2 separate regions of the Homo sapiens genome follow, and region 1 is linked to region 2. The links are chromatin contacts, found by Hi-C or POLR2A ChIA-PET in ENCODE. All regions are on one chromosome and are shown on one strand. Each heading gives the region's core, a stretch centred on a gene start or an enhancer-like site at or near the end of the contact. The rest is flanking DNA. Distances are from core to core; before and after follow the strand shown. Region 1 holds the start of BRMS1 (BRMS1 transcriptional repressor and anoikis regulator). Region 2 holds the start of FKBP2 (FKBP prolyl isomerase 2).

Evidence for each region. A loop is a pair of places that touch in the nucleus more often than their neighbours do. ChIA-PET counts read pairs that join two places held with the same protein, here RNA polymerase II (POLR2A). Pooled maps may share reads with other maps.
Region 1: a loop to region 2 is called in a map of ascending aorta, with 4 times the contacts of the local background. The contact joins the promoter of BRMS1 here to the promoter of FKBP2 in region 2. A Hi-C loop is called at or near these places in 1 of 168 maps with a recorded cell type or tissue (ascending aorta) and 2 of 50 pooled maps. POLR2A ChIA-PET finds 5 or more read pairs at or near these places in 1 of 52 experiments (activated CD4-positive, alpha-beta T cell).

The regions. Positions count from the first base shown.
Region 1 is chr11:66,343,113-66,347,439 of GRCh38, reverse strand. BRMS1 (BRMS1 transcriptional repressor and anoikis regulator) reads left to right here and starts at 2,336. Exons shown (of 10, transcript NM_015399.4): 1 at 2,336-2,468. It overlaps B4GAT1 (beta-1,4-glucuronyltransferase 1), which reads left to right. Exons shown (of 2, transcript NM_006876.3): 1 at 1-950; 2 at 1,200-2,066. The coding sequence ends at 1,391. RefSeq lists enhancers at 2,161-2,590, 2,046-2,596.
Region 2 is chr11:64,239,277-64,243,491 of GRCh38, reverse strand. It overlaps FKBP2 (FKBP prolyl isomerase 2), which reads right to left and starts at 2,397. Exons shown (of 6, transcript NM_004470.4): 1 at 2,360-2,397; 2 at 934-1,108; 3 at 181-293; 4 at 1-41. The coding sequence starts at 1,104. LOC114841035 reads right to left here and starts at 2,397. Exons shown (of 6, transcript NM_001370414.1): 1 at 1,279-2,397; 2 at 934-1,108; 3 at 181-293; 4 at 1-41. The coding sequence starts at 2,212. The coding sequence ends at 1,415. RefSeq lists enhancers at 1-684, 1,587-2,487, 2,769-2,888, 2,929-2,988, 2,488-3,390 and silencers at 1,199-1,438, 1,469-2,488.

The sequences.
Region 1 (4,327 bases), core at 1,087-3,586, 2.1 Mb before region 2:
TGCACGGGCAGGAGGAGCAAGACCAATATTTTGAGTTCTTTCCCCCGTCCCCACGGTCCGTGGACCAGGTCAAGGCGCAGCTCCGCACCGCGCTGGCCTCTGGAGGCGTCCTGGACGCTAGCGGCGATTACCGCGTCTACAGGGGCCTGCTGAAGACCACCATGGACCCCAACGATGTGATCCTGGCCACGCACGCCAGCGTGGACAACCTGCTGCACCTGTCGGGTCTGCTGGAGCGCTGGGAGGGCCCGCTGTCCGTGTCGGTGTTCGCGGCCACCAAGGAGGAGGCGCAGCTGGCCACGGTGCTGGCCTACGCGCTGAGCAGCCACTGCCCCGACATGCGCGCCAGGGTCGCCATGCACCTCGTGTGCCCCTCGCGTTACGAGGCAGCCGTGCCCGACCCCCGGGAGCCGGGGGAGTTTGCCCTGCTGCGGTCCTGCCAGGAGGTCTTTGACAAGCTAGCCAGGGTGGCCCAGCCCGGGATTAATTATGCGCTGGGCACCAATGTCTCCTACCCCAATAACCTGCTGAGGAATCTGGCTCGTGAGGGGGCCAACTATGCCCTGGTGATCGATGTGGACATGGTGCCCAGCGAGGGGCTGTGGAGAGGCCTGCGGGAAATGCTGGATCAGAGCAACCAGTGGGGAGGCACCGCGCTGGTGGTGCCTGCCTTCGAAATCCGAAGAGCCCGCCGCATGCCCATGAACAAAAACGAGCTGGTGCAGCTCTACCAGGTTGGCGAGGTGCGGCCCTTCTATTATGGGTTGTGCACCCCCTGCCAGGCACCCACCAACTATTCCCGCTGGGTCAACCTGCCGGAAGAGAGCTTGCTGCGGCCCGCCTACGTGGTACCTTGGCAGGACCCCTGGGAGCCATTCTACGTGGCAGGAGGCAAGGTGCCCACCTTCGACGAGCGCTTTCGGCAGTACGGCTTCAACCGAATCAGCCAGGTGCTCATAAGGGAGAGGGCAGGGGTAATGGGGCAGGAGGGGTGGTGGGATCAGGGAGTTATGAGGAGTGGCCCTGGATGGAAAGGAGGCAATGAAGCAGGAGGGATCATAGTTCAGGAGGTGGGTGGATGGTGTGGAAGATCCAGGATACTTCCAGAGGGGTGAGGACGCTGGACTGTGGCTTTAGGGAAGTCAGTCTCAGGCCTGTCAATGTCATCAAACTTTGCTAACCTGTCTTTCCTCCTGCAGGCCTGCGAGCTGCATGTGGCGGGGTTTGATTTTGAGGTCCTGAACGAAGGTTTCTTGGTTCATAAGGGCTTCAAAGAAGCGTTGAAGTTCCATCCCCAAAAGGAGGCTGAAAATCAGCACAATAAGATCCTATATCGCCAGTTCAAACAGGAGTTGAAGGCCAAGTACCCCAACTCTCCCCGACGCTGCTGAGCCCTTCCCTCCCCTAATCTGAGAAGTCAGCCTCTTGGCTCCTCAGGCCACCATTTAGGCCTGACTGGGGTAAGAAATGTCGCTCCACTTTACAGAGGTAGCTGTGGTGTTGAAACACTGGACTTGGATATGGGGTGCTGGGATCGATTCCTAGCTTTACCACTAACTAGCTGTGTGGCCTTGAGTAAATCCCGTTACCTCTCTGAGCCTCGGTTACCCTGTCTGTAAAAAGGGAGGTGAGAATACCTACCTCACGGAACTGTTGGGAGGCTCAGATGAGATGCTATATGTGAAAACATTCTGTAAGCTTCGTACAAATGTGAAGTATTAATATTATCGCAGTATTATTGTTGTTATTATTATTGTTATTATTAACAATCTTGGGTGGGTAGTAGGAGAGCAAAAAGTATGAATGGGATGGAGCTAAGAAGTCTGAATACTTAATGAAATGGACTTTTTGGAAAGAAATCAGATGAAGGCATAAAATTTAGTTCTTAGCTCTTGAACAGAAGCCTAAAATTCCTGGTTCTCTCAGGGCTTCGCCTTCAAGGGTTCTGGAGGAGGGAAGGGTCTGCAGGTTCCATGGGTGACAGCCTGAGATCTGTCCCTTCAACGGGCTGGGCTGGGTATGTGCCTACCGATGACAATGTGTAAATAAATGCGTGTTCACACCCACAGCTGGCTCCGTTACTCTCCTGAGCTGGGGGTGGGGGGATCGGGGCCGGCTTCTCCCCTTGCACGCCGTGGGGAGATGGCCGCGGACGAAGGGCACCGTCTGCAAAGCACTGAACCATCAGGGCCTTCCCTGCAGGCCGAAGGCCTGCGCGAATGTCGGCCAGTTACTATGGAGACCGGCCCGCGGTATCCCAGCATGCCTCGGGACCAAACTGTCCAACTGTGAGCATCCCCGACGGTCGCCTCCTGATGACGCACACGGAAGCACCGATAGGCTCTGCCTCCCGAAGAAAAGGGAGCCGCGCAGCGCCTACGGGAGTCCGGCGGCAGCAGCCGGTACCGGCAACCACGGGCAGCTCTCAGGGAATCTCCGTCGTGAGGCCAGAGGCTCCAGTCCCCGCGGTGCGTATCGTCATGCATGGCTTTTGGTTCGCCCTCTCCGGTTAGTCGAGCAGGGCCGGCACAACCTCCTCCTCCGAGGCCGAAGCAGAGATTTAACCGGCCTGACGCGTGCTGGGCTGCGGGCGAGCCAGTGATATTCCGGCCCGCTCCGGCGCATCTAGAAGGGAGCGGGAGGCCCCCTGGGCGCTGCGGAGAAGCTGGATTGACCTCTGCGAGAGTGGGGAGGGTCTGCCTTCCCTAGGGGCCTGCCCCGGAGGAGCTGCCATTCTGAAAAGATAAATTGCCTGTGTACAGCGCTTTACAGTGTGCTTTTCCATCCCTTACCACCTGTGAGCTCCTCAACACTCAGAGCAGGAATGGTTATCCGCTTTTTGCACCCGGGGTAAGGTGGGAAGGTTGTGACTTAACTCACTCATAATCAGAACCAGGGGGAGGAAAGAAAGGCTTCTGGAAGAGATAGACTTAAGCTGCATCTTACAAAGTGAATATACTAACAGTGAAGAGGCATTGCAAATGTTGGGAACTGAGGCTTGATAACGGGAAGATGAAGCTGGTTTAGAGAACCGAGCCTTTCAAGTCAGGTGCAGGTCATTAGTGAAATTGTTGAGGAATATGACTAAACACTCACCTAGGCCAGGCTTACTATACACAACTTGAACTGGTGTCAAGGAAAGCTTGCTACCATTACAGGGACCTGGGACTACCGAAAAGTAAAAACTAATGTCTGTCTCACAAAAAATTTTTTTGTTAAATTTGTATTTGCAAATCCTCCAGTCATCAAGTGAACCAGCACTGTGCTAGGTAAATAAGTTACATGTGCAGCCCCTGCCCTAGTGAGGCTCATAGACTGATTGCGGGGACAGATATGAGAACAGGCAAATAGATATAAACAAAGCTTCCTGGAGGGAGTGGTGTCTGCACTGTTCTAAAGGACTACAAAGCAGTGTCCAGAGAAGTTGGAAGAACACAATAAAATAGAAGCCTGCAGGAGGTTGAGAGATTATCTGCTGAGAGGACTGTTTTCTTCTTCTTAGGTGATCTCTTGGCAGTACTTGGCACTATCAGTGCAATTACTCCTTGGCAGTACTTGGCTTTCTTCTAAAACTCTTTCTCCACCACTTCGGGTTTTGCCTCCTCCTTTGTAGGGGTCTCCTCATCTGCCCCTTTGGTGACCCTGGGCGTCTTCTGATCGCACACATTGTGCCTTGCTGGTTGCACCTTCTCCTGTGGCATGAAGAACTTGCTGTATGCTGACGACCAAATCCCTGCAGCTCAGATTTCTCACTGAGACTTAGACCCATGTTCCCCCAGCTGCTTTCCTTCTCTTATTTCTGGGTCTTTGCTACTGACTCTACCTGGAATGTTCCCTCAATAAGTGCAGCTCACCCAGCTGGTCCATCTTTGTCTGGAAGCCTCCCTGCTGCATCGGGCTCCAGGTCCTGGTTATATACCCCTCCCTTATGCCCCTGGTCTTAACTCTCCTCCTATCATGGTTATAGTGTGCTCCTTTGCCCCTGTCTCCCAGGAACTTGTAAACTCCGTGAGGTCAAAGACATTCACACTTGGGCGCCTGCATACCATAGCGTCTGACGGTACCTAGCATATGTTAGATGTTCAATACATGTTAGATGAGTCAGTAAAAGAAGGAATGCTTACCAGTGTTGGATGTTGCCGAGCAGACAATTAAAATAAGCACTGAAAAATATTGGCATTAGCCACAAGGAAGTCATTGGTTAATGCTACGGGATCAGTTTCAGCTGAGATTGAGGACATCGAACAAGTGGGAGGTGAAAGTAGGAACAGCCAGTGTTCATGAGACCTTGAAAAGTGTAACTGTGAAGTGGCAAATGGAGCAGTTA
Region 2 (4,215 bases), core at 1,148-3,647:
CGGATGGGATCACCAGCTTGCGCTTTTCCCCCTCACACATCCTGCAGGAAGACACATGCTCAGCCCATGGCAGCACCCAGGGCCCTTGTCTTGTATCCCTGGGGCTTGCCTCCCACAGCTTACCTCCTGGGCGGTGGCCATGCACGCCCCCACTCCCAAGCCCATTCCCCCATGACTCACCCCAGCAGCCCCTGGTCCCAGCCCTTGATGACCTGGCCTGTGCCAAGGGAGAAGACAAAGGGCTGGTTCTGGGGCAGGCTGCTGTCAAACTCTGTCCCATCTTCCAGCTTCCCCTGTGGAACCATGAGAAGGCCAGTGAGGAAGAGGGGACCACCCCTGACACCCCCTCCCTCAGCTGCTTTCCCCATCAAGCTGCCCCCCCACGCCCACCCACAGCCCTGGTGGTCAGTCCTTTTTGTTTTTTGAGATGGAGTCTCTGTTGCCATGGCTGGAGTGCAGCGGCGTGATCTCGCCTCCCTGCAGCCTCTGCCTCCCGGGTTCAAGCAATTCTTCCACCTCAGCCTCCCAAGTAGCTGGGATTATAGGCGCCCGCCACCACGCCTGGCTAATTTTGTATTTTTAGCAGAGAAAGTTTCATCATGAGGCCAAACTGGTCTCAAATTCCTGACCTCAGGTGATCCACCCGCCTCGGCCTCCCAAAGTGCTGGGATTACAGGGGTGAGCCACTGCGCCCAGCTGGTCATAGTTCTTTAAGAGGACAGAGCCTTGGGCAGCTCACAGTACACTGTCACTGCCTGCTGGTGCCCACCTGGGCAGTAGGCAAGGGCAAGGCAGAACCATGGAAACTGGCTTAGAGGCGAGAGGGGACTTGCCCAAGGTCACCTACCTGGCTTATGGAGAACCAGACTCCCAAGCACTCTCTGGTCCTCGGAAGCCCCACCCACTCCCAAAAGGCCCGCCCAACCCACTCACCGTGTAGTGCATGTGCAGGACATCCCCTTTGCGCGATTTGATGGGACAGTGGTCCACCCGCTTCTTGACCCCGATCTGCAGCTTCCTTTTGCCCTCGGCCCCCGTGGCCGTGGCCACGGCGCTCAGGCAGATGGACAGTACTGTCAGGACCCGGAACCAGCTCAGCCTCATGTCTCTGTGGGCACAGACCCCGACCGACCGACTGAACGTGGGGGAGGGCAGGGAGAGTATGGAACACGGGTAGGTAACAGGAGGGTTCCACCGCCACTGTATCTTCCTTGCCCCGGGGGATCCCCTTTGTCCCGGGTCACCGCCCTCTCCCCCGGGCTCCGGGGCCACACTTACCAGTCCAGTGAGAAGGGGGCTTGGCCGAGGACCCCAGCAGCGGGGGGAGGGGGTCAGGGGAGGCCACAGCAGCCAGGGACCCGCCCCTTTGCTCACCCCCATACCTTCCCTCCCTCCCAGTCCCCACCTCCGCTCTTCAGTTCCCGCCTGTCCCTTTACGCAAAGTCCAGACCCTATCTGGCTGCACTGCAGTTGCCCCGACTGGGCGGCCCCACTCACGCCACACCCAGCTGCCCCCGGTCCAGCACACCAACACCTCTGCGGCCGCTGCAGGGGGCCGGCCCCGAGGCACCCACACATCCCCACTGGGTGGCTCCGAGGAGCCCGGGTCCTCGGGAGATACCCCCCAGCCTGGCCCTGTGCTTCCGCCCGGGGCGCCGCCCCAACTCTGAGCCCTTGGGGGTCTCCGGGGCACCCAGACTGGCCCTGTGTCTGCTGGCCGCCGAGCCCGCTCCACCCACACCACCTCTCCCGGTGGAGTTCTCGGCCTACGGCGTCCCCAAGCCCGGCCACCACGGAGACCACCCCCGCGAGGACGCCCGGGGCCATTACTCGGGCCAGGCTCCTCACTTGGCTCCTTGGCACCGCCCTTCGGAGGACGCGGTACCGCCCCCGGGCCTGCAGCCCCGCCTTCGACAGAACTAGACCCCTTTTCCGGAGCCGTAGCCACGCCACTCACCGGCTGAAGCCCCGCCCCCAGCGCCTCCGCTCCGTCCCCCTCTGCTTCCGACCCCGAGGCTCCGCCTTTCACCTCCTCCAGCTCCTCCTTCAAGAGCCAGGCTCCGTCCCCCGACCCTCCTAGCTCCGCCCCCCGCCGCCGGGCTCCGCCTTCCACTGGCACCAGCTCGGAGGTCCCACCCGTCCCGGTTCCACGTCCCGCCCCGAGTCCCAGGACTCCGCCCCGTGCGGCGTGAGAACCCTCCCCCTGCGGCATCTCCGGACAGCTCCGGCCCCCACCCCCAATTTCCTCGTCACCTAGCTCTCGTTGACACTCGGAGCCCGGTCCGCTTCTGCCCGGCCTGATCCAGCCTGCCCTCTTGCACCCCGGCTCCCCCCAGCCCGGGCTGTGGCCCCCGCTCACCTCCTCGCCGCGCCCCCGGAGTCAACCCCGGTGGTGCTGCCGCCTCTGCGCAGGCGCGTCCTCGTCGCTACCAGGCCGGGCCACGCCGCCCTCCCTTATTGGACCGTGCGAAACCCGCGGCCACACGCCCGCTGGCACGGGTCTTTCCCGAGCCCCGCCCCCGCGACGCCGCTGCCCTGCGTCACTTCCGGCGGAGCGGTAGTCTGTAAGGTTAGGTGAAAGTGACTTCCGAAAAGGCCGGAGACACTTCCGGCCGAGGTGATAGTAAGGTCAGGCGGGCGTGGGTTCCCGGAGGGGGTCTTGAGGCGCCATTTCAAGTCGCCCCCAGCCTCTCCCACAGCACTCCTGTTTTCCCGGGCCTCATCATGGCCCACGGCCCTCAGTCGCTGTGGAGCCTGGGCTTCACAGTGACACTCACGTTTGAACTCCCGGTCGGCTGTGTGCTTGGTAGAATTTGTCATCCAATACAGGCGTGTAACACGGGCTTGATGACACCCACCCCACAGGGCCCCTGCAGGACCGAGATGATGTCCAATGACAAGCCCTGGCTTCCAGCCAATGCTCCTGCCCACATCTCTCTCCCAGGAGCCAGGCTTACCTCTACCTGTGCACCTGGGCTGTGACTCATGACTGGAATGATCTGGCTGGGCCTGTTCCCCCACCAGACTTATTTTCAGGCGCCCCAGCAGCCACCAAACATCTGTCAACTGAAGTAATGAACCTGCAGTTGAGAGGCAGCTAAACCTAGGTTGAAGGTTAGGGAGACAGCTGAGTTGAGGTCAAATCCCCCCGGCCAGTTAGCCTTTCTGAGCCTATTTCCTCAATTGTAAAAGGAAGACAATCATGATGCTGACCTCAGAATCGAGCGAGGAGAAAGTGAGGAGGTGCATGTGAAGCATTGTGCGTGACTGGTGGGGCTAACTGGGCTCTGGAGGCGGTAGCTCTGGGGCCCTAACCCCTTTCTGCCTCATGCTAATTGACCTATGGCATGTCCAGTGACATCATGACTGAGAAAATGATTTGAAAGTAGTAATCGCTGTCAGGAATTGTCTCCTGGTTCAACCCACTCCTGCCTTAGGCCCACTAAGATCATACCCACATGCTCTGACCCAACACCTCAGAGAAAGCCTCCATTAGGGTGGCTGCCCCTCCCAGTGGCTGCCCAATTGAGTTAACTCTGCCCCTGAATGTCCTGCTTCAGCAGGCAAAGCAGTGGTGCCCAAGGTTGGCCTTTCATCCACCCCAAACCACTCAGCCCTGGGCACTGGAGGCTGCAGGGAGAAGGGTAGGGGCTGGGCTTGGGCTAGGATAGACAAGTCAGGAGAATCTCAGGCAGCAACTGATGATGAAGGAAGCTGCAGGATGCAAGGGAGGCGAGGGTGGAGAAAACTGTGTGGGTTGGGCGGGCGCGGTGGCTCACGCCTCTAATCTCAGCACTTTGGGAGGCTGAGGCAGGTGGTTCACCCAAGGTCAGGAGTTCGAGACCAGCCTGGCCAACATGGTGAAACCCGTCTCTACTAAAAATGCAAAAATTAGCTGGGCATGGTGGTGGGCACCTGTAATCCTAGCTACTTGGGAGACTGAGGCAGGAGAATCGCTTGAACCCAGGAGATGGAGGTTGCAGTGAGTGGAGATTGTGCCATTGCACTCCAGCCTGGGTGACAGAGTGAGACTCTGTCCAAAAACAAAAAAAAAAACAAAAAACTGTGGGTTGGGTTGAGGGGAGCCTGCCGCCCAAACCAGGCCCACCAGCCCCAGACTTGCGGTGCTTCCCTTTCAGGGAGGTGGGAGTGAAGTTAAGACAGGGCAGGTGCTGAGGCTTTAGATTCAAGCTGCAGGGAACAAAAAGCAGCAGA